Linked DNA regions of Homo sapiens: regions 1 and 2 are each linked to region 3. Evidence: chromatin contacts called from ENCODE Hi-C or POLR2A ChIA-PET data. All regions are on one chromosome and are shown on one strand. Each heading gives the region's core, a stretch centred on a gene start or an enhancer-like site at or near the end of the contact. The rest is flanking DNA. Distances are from core to core; before and after follow the strand shown. Region 1 overlaps ZDHHC20 (zDHHC palmitoyltransferase 20). Region 2 holds the start of XPO4 (exportin 4). Region 3 holds the start of SKA3 (spindle and kinetochore associated complex subunit 3).

The links. A loop is a pair of places that touch in the nucleus more often than their neighbours do. ChIA-PET counts read pairs that join two places held with the same protein, here RNA polymerase II (POLR2A). Pooled maps may share reads with other maps.
Region 1: a pooled map shows a loop between it and region 3 (4-fold over the local background). The contact joins the enhancer-like site here to the promoter of SKA3 in region 3. A Hi-C loop is called at or near these places in 5 of 50 pooled maps. POLR2A ChIA-PET finds 5 or more read pairs at or near these places in 2 of 52 experiments (MCF 10A and activated B cell).
Region 2: a map of B cell shows a loop between it and region 3 (28-fold over the local background). The contact joins the promoter of XPO4 here to the promoter of SKA3 in region 3. A Hi-C loop is called at or near these places in 3 of 168 maps with a recorded cell type or tissue (B cell, CD4-positive, alpha-beta memory T cell and naive thymus-derived CD4-positive, alpha-beta T cell), 7 of 37 single-sample maps with no recorded cell type and 16 of 50 pooled maps. POLR2A ChIA-PET finds 5 or more read pairs at or near these places in 19 of 52 experiments (AG04449, AG04450, CD4-positive, alpha-beta T cell and 13 more).

What each region holds. Positions count from the first base shown.
Region 1 is chr13:21,434,215-21,437,946 of GRCh38, forward strand. The region is part of intron 1 of ZDHHC20 (zDHHC palmitoyltransferase 20); the gene reads right to left. Among named protein-coding and RNA genes, the nearest start is that of ZDHHC20, 23 kb to the right of the region's middle. Within about 2 kb of position 1,822, at least 26 of the 41 ENCODE cell types and tissues checked have a DNase peak (open chromatin) inside an H3K27ac peak, as active enhancers do.
Region 2 is chr13:20,901,041-20,904,398 of GRCh38, forward strand. It overlaps XPO4 (exportin 4), which reads right to left and starts at 1,706. Exons shown (of 23, transcript NM_022459.5): 1 at 1,630-1,706. The coding sequence starts at 1,698. RefSeq lists an enhancer at 1,469-1,518 and a silencer at 1,729-2,108.
Region 3 is chr13:21,175,259-21,179,040 of GRCh38, forward strand. SKA3 (spindle and kinetochore associated complex subunit 3) reads right to left here and starts at 1,294. Exons shown (of 9, transcript NM_145061.6): 1 at 1,117-1,294. The coding sequence starts at 1,219. MRPL57 (mitochondrial ribosomal protein L57) reads left to right here and starts at 1,400. Exons shown (of 2, transcript NM_024026.5): 1 at 1,400-1,459; 2 at 1,654-3,782. The coding sequence starts at 1,659. The coding sequence ends at 1,967. RefSeq lists enhancers at 1-89, 812-1,534, 1,550-1,869.

The sequences.
Region 1 (3,732 bases), core at 572-3,071, 260 kb after region 3:
AACATCTTCTATCTCACATTTGTATCTCCTTTTTCCATTGAGAATTCTGGTTCTCAAGGACACAAGGGATGAAGAATTAGAATACCCCATATTGCTTACCCAATAATCTCGAGATAATGACAATAACACTGCCAGTAATATGATTACTTAAAAGTTTGAATAATTTTTTCATATATTCTCTCTCCATTCTCTAGTAGTTGTGCTGAATCAAAATTGTTAAAGCATATAGTATCCATTACAAACATTATTCCTCATTTAGTCTTAGTCTTGGGTCCACAAGAAAATAAATATTTAATGTTCATATTAGAGTTTAATTTGTATCTCTGCAGTCAATTTGGTTGTCTGAAGCTCATTGTCATTCTCTAGCAAACTAGTTTTGCTACAGATACTGTTCATGTTCTGTTTTTATGCAGTGATTTGGAGTGACTCAAAAATAATGTACTATTACCACCATCTTCCCTAAATCCATATGATGATGACTTTTTGAAAAGATCAGGCCAGATGTCTTGTGAAATGTCCTACAAATTCTAGAAATCGCTACCCATTAGCACACAGAGACATCCTTTTTTTTTTTTTAAAGCATTGCACAATATTCCGTTGTGTGGATATTCCAGTTATACAATCAGCCTTCTATTGATGGGCATCTGTGTTGTCGCCAATCCTTTGCCACTACAATGTTGCAATAAATAACCTTGTGCATGTGTTGTTTATTTGTGGAAGTTTATCTTCAGTGTAGATTCCTAACAGTGGGATTACTGAACCAAAAGTAAATCTGTCCACCATGTCTTTAGCTTTTTGCAAAAACCCTTTTATACGGGTTGTACCATTTTATACTTCTACCAGCAATGAATGAAACTGACTGTTTCTCTGCAGTCTACTCAATGAAGTTTTCAATCTTTTGGTATGGCAGGATAATTTTACCTCGTATTTATCTTATAAGTGAGGGTCAGTATCTTTTCTTATGCTTATGTGTCATTTTCATTTTTTTTTTCCTGTGAAACATCTGCTTACTTTTTTGTTTGTTTGTTTTTTCTATTGTGCTTGGTGATTCTGAGATGTTAGAGGCTTTCCTCATTGCCTTAAGATCATCCACCCATATTTTCTTCTAATGCTTGAATGTTTCCATTTTTTATATTCATTCTTGGTCCCTGTTGAAATGACCAATTCCAGGGGCAGGAAAAGTATCAAACAATGCTGAAATATATTGCCAGAAAGAAAGGAAGTACTAAAAAAACAATAAGGACACATCAAAGCACACAGAAACAAGATGGAAACTGGCTCCTACTGGCCAAATCTGGGACAAATTGAACAATAAAATACGTGTTAGATTATAATTCACAAAATAGAATTTGCCGGTGCATGCTGATATATGTGAGTGAATCAATAAATAAGTAAATGGGAGAAGGATAATCTCTTCCATACAGTAGAATTCTAACTAGTAAATGTAGAAGAAATCATGGAATTAGAAAACCACCATTTGGCAACCAGGACAGTAATAACTGTTTCAAGCAAGAATTCTCAATAGATGCTAAAAGGAGTAAGTGAAAGTAATAACAAACAGATTATTCACAGGGTTTCAAAATGTCTCCCAATAAGAAATGACTCAGGTTGGGTTCTCTGGAATCAGATGCTAAGACAGAGTTTGGGGTGCAATGTATTTACTAGGGACCAGCATATGTGAAAGGAAGGGGGAAGAGGTATAATTGGGCTAAGGGAGCAATCTCACTGCAATATAGTCCTGGCTTCAGCAACCGGCAGGGAGCTCTGAAGTGGGCAGTTCCACCCCATCTCACTCAGGCATTGTGTGCAAGCTGCACCAGGAAGGGTGTGACCTTGGGTGATATGAGTCATGCAGAAAGTGCTGGAAGCTATCTGCTGACTGCACTGACCAAAACTGAGCAACAAGTCCTTCCTCAAAAAGGAATCCGTGTGATGTGGTGGTCTAATAGAATATTAATTACAAAGAAAAACTGTACCTTTATAGAATGGAGAAACATAGCACACACTACCTTGGGTGTTGATCAACATTAATGGTCCCCAAAATGTTATAATGACACAGCATTACTTCTGTGACATTCTTGCTGAAAATACATATAGGCACATCTCATAAGGTGCTTTGATTTATTGTGCTTTGCAGACATTATGTTTTTTACAAATCGAAGGTTGTGGCAACCCTGCATTAAGCAAGTCTATCTGTGCTATTTTTCCAACACTTTGTGCTCACTTTGTGTCTCCGTGTCACATTTTGGTTAATTCTCACAGTATTTCAACCTTTTTCATTATCATAATATCTGCTCTGGTGCTCTGTGATCAGTGATCTGTGACGTTACTATTGTAATTGTTTTGGAGTACCACCAACTGCATCCATATACGATGGAAAACTTAATAAATGTGGTGTTTCTACCACTCCACTGACCAGACATTCCTCTATCTCTCTCCGTCTCCTTGGGCCTCCCTATTTCCGGAGACACAACAATACTGCAATCAAGCCAATTAATAATCCTACAATGGCCTCTAAGTGTTCAGGTGAAAGGAAGAGTCACACACCTGTCACTTTAGATCAACAGCTAGAAATGACTAAGCTTAGTGAGAAAGACATGTTAAAAACCAAGACAGGATAAACGCTAGGCCTCTTGGGCCAAAGTTAGCCAAGTTGTGAATGCCAAGGAAAAGTTCTTGAAGAAAATTAAAAGTACTACTCCAGTGGAGTGGCACTAACTTTGGCCCACGTTGTGTACGTGTACCCTAGAACTTAAAGTATAATAAAAAAAATTAATTTTAAAAAAAGTACTACTCCAGTGAATAGATGAATAAGAAAGTGCAATGAGGCTGATACAAAAAAAGTTTGAGTTTTCTAGACAGAGAGCCAAACCAGCCACAAACATTCCCTTAAGCCAAAGCCTAACTCAGAGCAAAGTCCTAACTCTCTTTAATTTTGTGAAGGCTGAGAGAGATGAGAAAGCTGCAGGAAAAAAGTCTTAAGCTAGCAGAAGTTGATTTATGAGGTTTAAGGAAATAAGCCATCTCCATAACACAAAAGTACAGGACGAAGCAGCAAGTTTTTATGTAAAAGCTGCAGCAAGTTATTCAGAAGATCTAGCTGAGATAATTGATGAAGGTAGCTATATTAGTCCATTTTCACACTGTGAAATTTGGGTGGGGACACAGAGCCACGCCATATCAGTGGCTACACTAAATAACAGATGCTCGCTGCAGATGAAACAGTCTTTTATTGGAAGAAGAGGTCACCTAGAACTTTCCTAGCCAGAGAGAGGAAGTCAATGTCCAGCTTCAAAGAATAGGGAGACTCTTCTCAGGAGCCAATGTAGCTGGGGACTTTAAGTTGAAGCCAATGCTCATTTACCGTTCCAAAAACCCTAGGGCTCTGAAGAATTATGCTAAATCCACTCTGCCTATGCTCTAGAAATGGAACAACAAAACCTGGGTGACAGCACATCTGTTTACAGTATGCTTTACTGAATTTTTTTTTTTTTTGAGATGGAGTCTCACACTGTCGCCCAGGCTGGAGTGCAGTGGCACAATCTCAGCTCACTGCCACCTCCACCTCCCGGGTTCACGCCATTCTCCTGCCTCAGCCTCCTAAGTAGGTAGGACTACAGGCGCCCGCCACCACGCCTGGCTAATTTTTTGTATTTTTAGTAGAGATGGGGTTTCACCATGTTAGCCAGGATGGTCTCGATCTCCTGACCTCGTGATCTGCCCGCCTCGGCC
Region 2 (3,358 bases), core at 456-2,955, 270 kb before region 3:
TAGAGCCAGACAGAACTGAGTTCAAGACCTAATTCAGCCATTTAGTAATCGTGTAACCCGGGCCACTTACAGTTTCTCAACCTTGTAAAGCAAAGCTGTTGCAAGAATTAATAAAATATGTAAAGTATGTAAAGCATCAAGCCCAATATCTAGCACTCAATAAACGGTACTTACTACTATTCTTCTCACCTACTCCTTATAGGGGATAAAAGCAGCTTTGCCAGGGAAGAGGGAAGATATTGGAAAACACAAATACTAGTTTATATTAAGCCAGTGACGAAGGACACTGATTTTACCTGATCAGTGTAAGAACTACAGCCGTGTTTTGGGTGGCATACTCCTTCCAGAATCCAATGAAAACGGAGCCCCTAGCTCCTAGGAAAATTTCAGGAATTTTACAAAACGCTCTATGTCAGGGATTTTTAAGAATCTTTTATTAAGGGGAATACTAGCTAGTTACTTCTGCTTAATTTGCAAAAGTGTGAAAACCTTCACTAGTCTGTTTTGTGACAAAACGTACATTAAGTTAATATTCATAATGAAGCAAGTAAATCCTGCTTTTATTAGACTTCTCGATTTCTAAAGAAACAAAAATATCTGGTGTAAAATATTAGAACTACAAACTACGCTAGAATTAGTTCGAATATTCTCAAATGTGATGCTCAAACACCCTAACACCAAACCAAAAGGAAAAAAGTCCAAAAAGGTAACAAAGCTGGCTGTATCCAATTCTTAGAAAGTCTGAATCAATCCAGGTATCAAATGAACCTCTAACTTCCCAAAACATCTACAAACACCGAAGTCATAATTTGCAAAAACAAAGCTGAGCCAGCAAATAGAAACACTGTTTACTAACTGAACGTAGTTTATCCTTACTTCTCCTCCTTGCATGTAATACTTTTATCCTTTGACTCGGCCTTCTCAAATTCCCTTAGTAAACAATCTCATCAAACTGCTTATTGTAGTGTAAGCATGAAGTCAAAGAGTAGCATAGACTCAGTTCTCCAAATCGCGGGAGCTTTAAGGAGCTTAGCACTAGACCAAGTTTTGCCCCAATGACCTTGGTCTCAACGATTCCCCTCCCTCCCTCCAGCCGGCCCGGCCCTTCCACGTGCTGCCGGCTGCAATTACTCCAGAGGTGGCTGCATGTCAGGGAAGCGCTAGAGGATGCGAATGCACAGGAAACAAGGGTTGCTAACAGCACCCAGGCTGTGCCATCCAATCCCTCCCGACACCAACTCCCCAAGAGCGCTCACACAGCCCTACAAATTTCCCCTACCGAAGCCCTGCGGGGATAACCCCAACTCCTTCCCGGCGCCTTGCTCTGCGACCCAGTCTGTGGGGCAGGGTGTAAGGTGAAGAAATTCTCTTTGCTACACCACTATATTCCCACGCCCGACTGGGGTGCTGGGCAGCCAGGGGAAGGGGACAGCTCCTGGAAGGAGGGGACGACGGCAGGAGGAAAGTAGGCTGAAGAATCCTGCGCCACGCCACCGCCACCTCCTCCTCCACTTCCAGGCTCCCTGCAGGCCCTTGCCAGTCGCCAGCCCAGCGAGCAGCAAGGCCTGGAGTGGCAGGGCCGACCGGGGGCCCGCGAATCCCGGGGTCTGAGGGGCGCGGCGTCCTCACCATCAGAACTTTAGCCGCGTTCTCCAGCTGAGCGATCACTTCTGGGGGCCCCAGCGCCGCCGCCATCATGGTCTCTCTTCAATGACGCGCCATGCGCTGCATTCTGGGAGCGGGCGCCGCGGCCGGCCAATCGCCGCCGCGACCCCGGAGCCTCACGCGCTCCCAGGGCCGTCGCAGCCGCTGTCGACACCGGCGTCGCGGCCTCGGCGGGTCTGGCCGGGCTGCCGGGTTCCGGGTGGCTGGGAGGGGACTAGTGTGAGCCCGGCCGCCGCGCTGGGGCGGGGGCGGCCGCAGCCGGCACCGGGCGAGGCCGAGGCGGTCTGCCCAGACTGCTGCAGCCGCGCGCCCCGCTAAGCTCCCAGCCCCGCGCATGCGTGGTGTCCGGCGCCCCGGCCTCGCGGTGCCCCCGGCCCTCTCCCCACTACCCTAGTACAGCCCGCCCGGGGACCCGCAGATCCACGACGCCAGTTCGCTCCCTCCGTTCTCAGCCCTGCACACCGCCTCCCCTGGCTCCTCCTTGCCCTTCCACGCTCCAGCGCCGTGCAGGATTTCCTAAACTTGGAATCGCTCTTCCCGCTTTCCCCTCCTCAGAGCGCACCTCCTTTCAAAGTATCTCTGTCTCCTGCTTCTCTGTTCCTTCTTGCCATGGGAGAACATTCCAGGATAGAACGCTTCGTTTTCTTTCTTTCTTTTTTTTTTTTTTTGGAGACAGGGTCTCACTCTATCGCCCAGGATGGAGTGCAATGGCCCTATTTCGGCTCACTGCAACCTCCGTCTCCCGGGTTCAAGCGATTCCCCTGCCTCAGCCTCCTGAGTATCTGGGATTACAGGCGCCCGCCACCACGCCCGGCTAATTTTTGTACTTTTAGTAGAGACGAAGTTTCACCATGTTGGCCAGGCTGGTCTCGAACTCCTGACCTCAGGTGATCCGCCCGCCTCGGTCTCCCAAAGTTCTGGGATTACAGGCGTGAGCCACCGCCCCCGGCCGAACGCTTCGTTTTCATAATGGAGGGCTTTGGCCTTCTGCAGGACAATCATCCAAATGTATCTGGGCAGCGGGTCGCTAGGAGACCCTAGGAGGAAAACCCGTCTTTGGCTCTTGCCGTTTTCACTCTTTAAGGGCTGGCTCACATAGGAGAGGGAGAAAGCAGGGACAGGAAAGCCTGACCTTGACTACCTGGCTTCTCAAATGCAGTAAGATGAGCTTTGTCGGCCAGGCGCTGTGGCTCATGCCTGTAATCCCAGCACTTTGGGAGGCCAAGGCAGGCCTCATTTTAGCTCAGGAGTTCGAGACCAGCCTGGGCAACATCGTGAGACCCTGTCTCTACCAAAAAAAAAAAAAAAAAAAGCCCGGTGTGGTGTCTTGCGCCTGTGGTCCGAGCTTCTCGGGAGGCTGAAGCGGAAGGATTGCCCAGGAGGTCGAGAGTGCAGTGGGGCGAGATCACACCACGGCACTCCAGCCTGGGTGAGAGGCTGATCCTGTCTCAGGAAAAAAAAAAAAAAGGACAAAAATCAGCATTGTCGTGTTTGTGGAATCCGTGTTGAAAGGCATATTAGAGTATCAAGTAATTAACCTTCCCTCCGGTGCTCCAGTTGCCTCTAGGACATTCCACGCAAGTGGTCCTGACAGCTGTTTCAGTATTCAAACCAGTGCTGTTAGGTTGTTCGGATCAGGGGTTTGTTTCGTTTTGAGCTGACATCTACGGTCTACATTCCTATAACTTCTTTT
Region 3 (3,782 bases), core at 44-2,543:
TGTGCCACCGTGCACGGCCAAATCTTTTTTTCTTTTTGAGACGGACTCTTGCTCTGTCGCCGAGGCTGGAGTGCAGTGGCGGATCTCGGCTCACTGCAAGTTCCGCCTCCCGGGTTCACGCCATTCTCCTACCTCAGCCTCCCGAGTAGCTGGGACTACCGGCGCCCGCCACCACGCCCGGCTAATTTTTTGTATTTTTAGTAGAGACGGGGTTTCACCGTGTTAGCCAGAATGGTCTCGATCTCCTGACCTTGTGATCCGCCCGCCTCAGCCTCCCAAAGTGCTAGGATTACAGGCGTGAGCCACCGCGCCGGGCAGAAATAGACATTTTCAAGTGACTGGAGATCATTCATTATATAATTAAAGTAAAAGTAGTCTGCAGGGTGTAATATTTTAAAGCACATTACAATTATGACATTTATGAAATAATTCCAAAATCTGAACTACTTTTTCAACAATTTAAAAAATCTCTAATAAAAAGGGGAATGGTGAATTTTGCTTTATTTATATACACATATTTTTTTAAACCCCAGCACTGTTGAGTACTAGTGTTTGTGTTGGCAACATGGTTTAGCGGGAAAAACACAGAGGTTTACTGCAACTGTGGACCACGTGAGTGAGAAAAAAGTCACTATATGTGTAAAGTATTGTGTAAAGAACGTTAAATAGCTTGATTCTAAGAGAAACTGTTTAGGTTTACATGGTATTTTACTGACAAGCACACATATTGTATGTGACGAAAGCATATCACGTATAAATTAGTATATGTATTATGAGCTCAATCTGTTAATTTAGGTTCTTATTCTTAAGTGCTGCTGTCTCTGTTTATAACGTAATAGTGCTACTTTCATTATCTCAAGAGAGCCGTGGGGTTGTACATGGGTCTAAAACGGACACGCGACAAGGGTTCCTAGGAATAAACCATAAACAGGCCCGGGAGCTACGCTAACGCCAAACGCCGAGCAGTGAGACGCGCAGCACCCGCCCTGCGCCTCGGTGGCAGCCGTCCACGCCGTCAGTGCCTGGCGGTTCCCGTGGGACATACCGTCCACTCGCCACGCCCCTCCGCCCGCGGCGCACCCCACGCACCGTGCCCTGGCCGCCCGCCTCACGCACCGCTTTCCTCTCCGTCCAGCGCTCGCTGCAGCCGGGCCGTCTCGCAGTCCAGCGTGCTGGCCAGAGACCGCAGCTTCCCGCAGAAGCTCCGGATAGGGTCCATGCTGAGCACAGCGGGGAAGGACTCCAGGCGTACGCAGACCCCACCGCTCAGCTCACAGCCTCCCGCCACTAGTTTGAATCTCGGCGCCGGACGCGTCCTCGGCTCTGCGCAGGCGCAGTCCTCTCTCGCGAGAGCCGAAGTCTCTCGCCGAGGCCCCAGGAGACCCCGCGAGACGGGTGCGCTTACGCCACGGCGTCTGCTGGCGGCCGCGGAGACGCAGAGTCTTGAGCAGCGCGGCAGGTGAGTAGCTGTGCGAATTCGGTTCTCTAGGGAGCTCCTTCTTCGCCTGCTGGCCTTACCTGGGCTCCCCGCTTCTCTGGAGGGGAGGCGGTGCGGGAACTCCCGTAGGCGTGAGCTGGAGCGCGCGCCCGCTGCTCTCTCCAGGTCCGGCCGCGCCAGTTCGCCTCCGCAAAGCCCGTCCCTCTCTTCCGCAGGCACCATGTTCCTGACTGCGCTCCTCTGGCGCGGCCGCATTCCCGGCCGTCAGTGGATCGGGAAGCACCGGCGGCCGCGGTTCGTGTCGTTGCGCGCCAAGCAGAACATGATCCGCCGCCTGGAGATCGAGGCGGAGAACCATTACTGGCTGAGCATGCCCTACATGACCCGGGAGCAGGAGCGCGGCCACGCCGCGGTGCGCAGGAGGGAGGCCTTCGAGGCCATAAAGGCGGCCGCCACTTCCAAGTTCCCCCCGCATAGATTCATTGCGGACCAGCTCGACCATCTCAATGTCACCAAGAAATGGTCCTAATCCTGAGTCGTCACCCTTGGATTTTATGGATCACGGAGCTGACCATCTTTACCTGGTCCTGGAACTGAAAAACTGTAGCTTGTGTGAAAATGAGCCTTTGGACCAGTCTTTATTAAAACAAACAAACATGAGTAGTCTGCATATCGAATATCTAGAGCTCTAAACCCCCAATACTTAAAAGTCTAATTGCTGTCCTGTGGTTTCATTAGTCTGATAGGAAGATAGGGATTTCCTCAGTCACAGATGATATTTTGAAGGAAAGCTGCAATAAAGCCACAATGATTTGAGGTCTTTGCTTAAGTATGAGATACTTGATGGGGGCTTTATCATGCAACATTAGTTTGCTTACCTTAAGAATTGCCCAAAAATGAAAGAAAATATGAGCTTTTCAGTTAAACATACTCCTAAAAACATTTTCCGGGATTTTACTACTAAAATTGGACATTTAAGCGAAGTAAAAGAGGCCGGGTGCGGTGGCTCACGCCTGTAATCCCAACACTTTAGGAGTCCAAGGCGGGCGGATCACTTGAGGTCAGGAGTTCAAGACCAGCTTGGCCAAGGTGATAAAACCCGTCTCTACTAATACAAAAAAAATTAGCTGGGTATGTTGGTGCAGGCTTGCAATCCCAGCTACTTGGGACGCTGAGGTGGGAGGATCGCCTGAACCTCAGAGGCAGAGGTTGCAATGAAGCGGAGGTTGCAGTGAGCCGAGAGCATGCCGCTGCACTCCAGCCTGGGAGACTGCATCTCAAAAAAGAAAAATAAACGAAGTAAAAGATATTTATCAGAGCTGTTACAGGAAGGTGTATTTTTTAGCTATTTTGGCAGGGTGCTGTGGTGCTTGCATGTAGTCCCAGCTATTCAGGAATATTGCTTGAGTCCAGCTTGGGCAACATAGCGAGACCCTATCTAAAATAACAATAATATATGGCCAGGCGGGATGGCTCACGCCTGTAATCCCAGCACTTTGGGAGGCTGAGGCGGGCAGATCACTTGAGGCCAGGAGTTCAAGACCAGCCCAACCAACATGGTGAAACCCTGTCTCCACTGAAAATACATAAAATTAGCCGGGTGCAGTGGTGAGGCCTGTAATCCCAGCTACTCAGGAGGCTGAGGCAGGAGAATCGCTTGCACCCAGGAGGTGGAGGCTGCAGTAAGTCGAGATTGTGTCACTGCACTCTAGCCTGGGCGACAGAAAAAGAAAATTTAGGTGGGGAAAAAAATCAGAATTGCGTCTGTGGGAACAGGAATAAAGGAGAAACCACTATTGACTGGGAAGACACACAAAGAACTTTGTCAAAGTTGTATGGCTGAGGCCCACACGGTGGCTCACTTCTGTAATCCCATCACTTTGGGAGGCTTAGGCAGAAGGATCACCTGAGATCAGGAGTTCCAGACCAGCCTGGCCAACATGGCGAAACCCCATCTCTACTAAAAATACAAAAATTAGCCGGGCGTGGTGGCTTACGCCTGTAATCCCAGCACTTTGGGAGGCCAAGGTGGGCGGATCACAAGGTCAGGAGTTCGAGACCAGCCTGGCCAATATGGTGAAACCCCATCTCTACTAAAAATATAAAAATCAGCAAAAAAAATTTAGCCAGGCTTGGTCATGCATGCCTGTAATCCTAGCTACTGGGAAGGCTGAGGAAGGAGAATTGCTTGAACCCAGGTGGTGGAGGTTGCAGTGAGCTGAGATCGTGCCACTGCTCTCCAGCCTGCATGACGGGAGTGAGACACCATCTCAAAAAATACATATAATAATATAAATAAAAATATCTTTTTTGAAAATAATTTAATATACCATGTAATTTACCA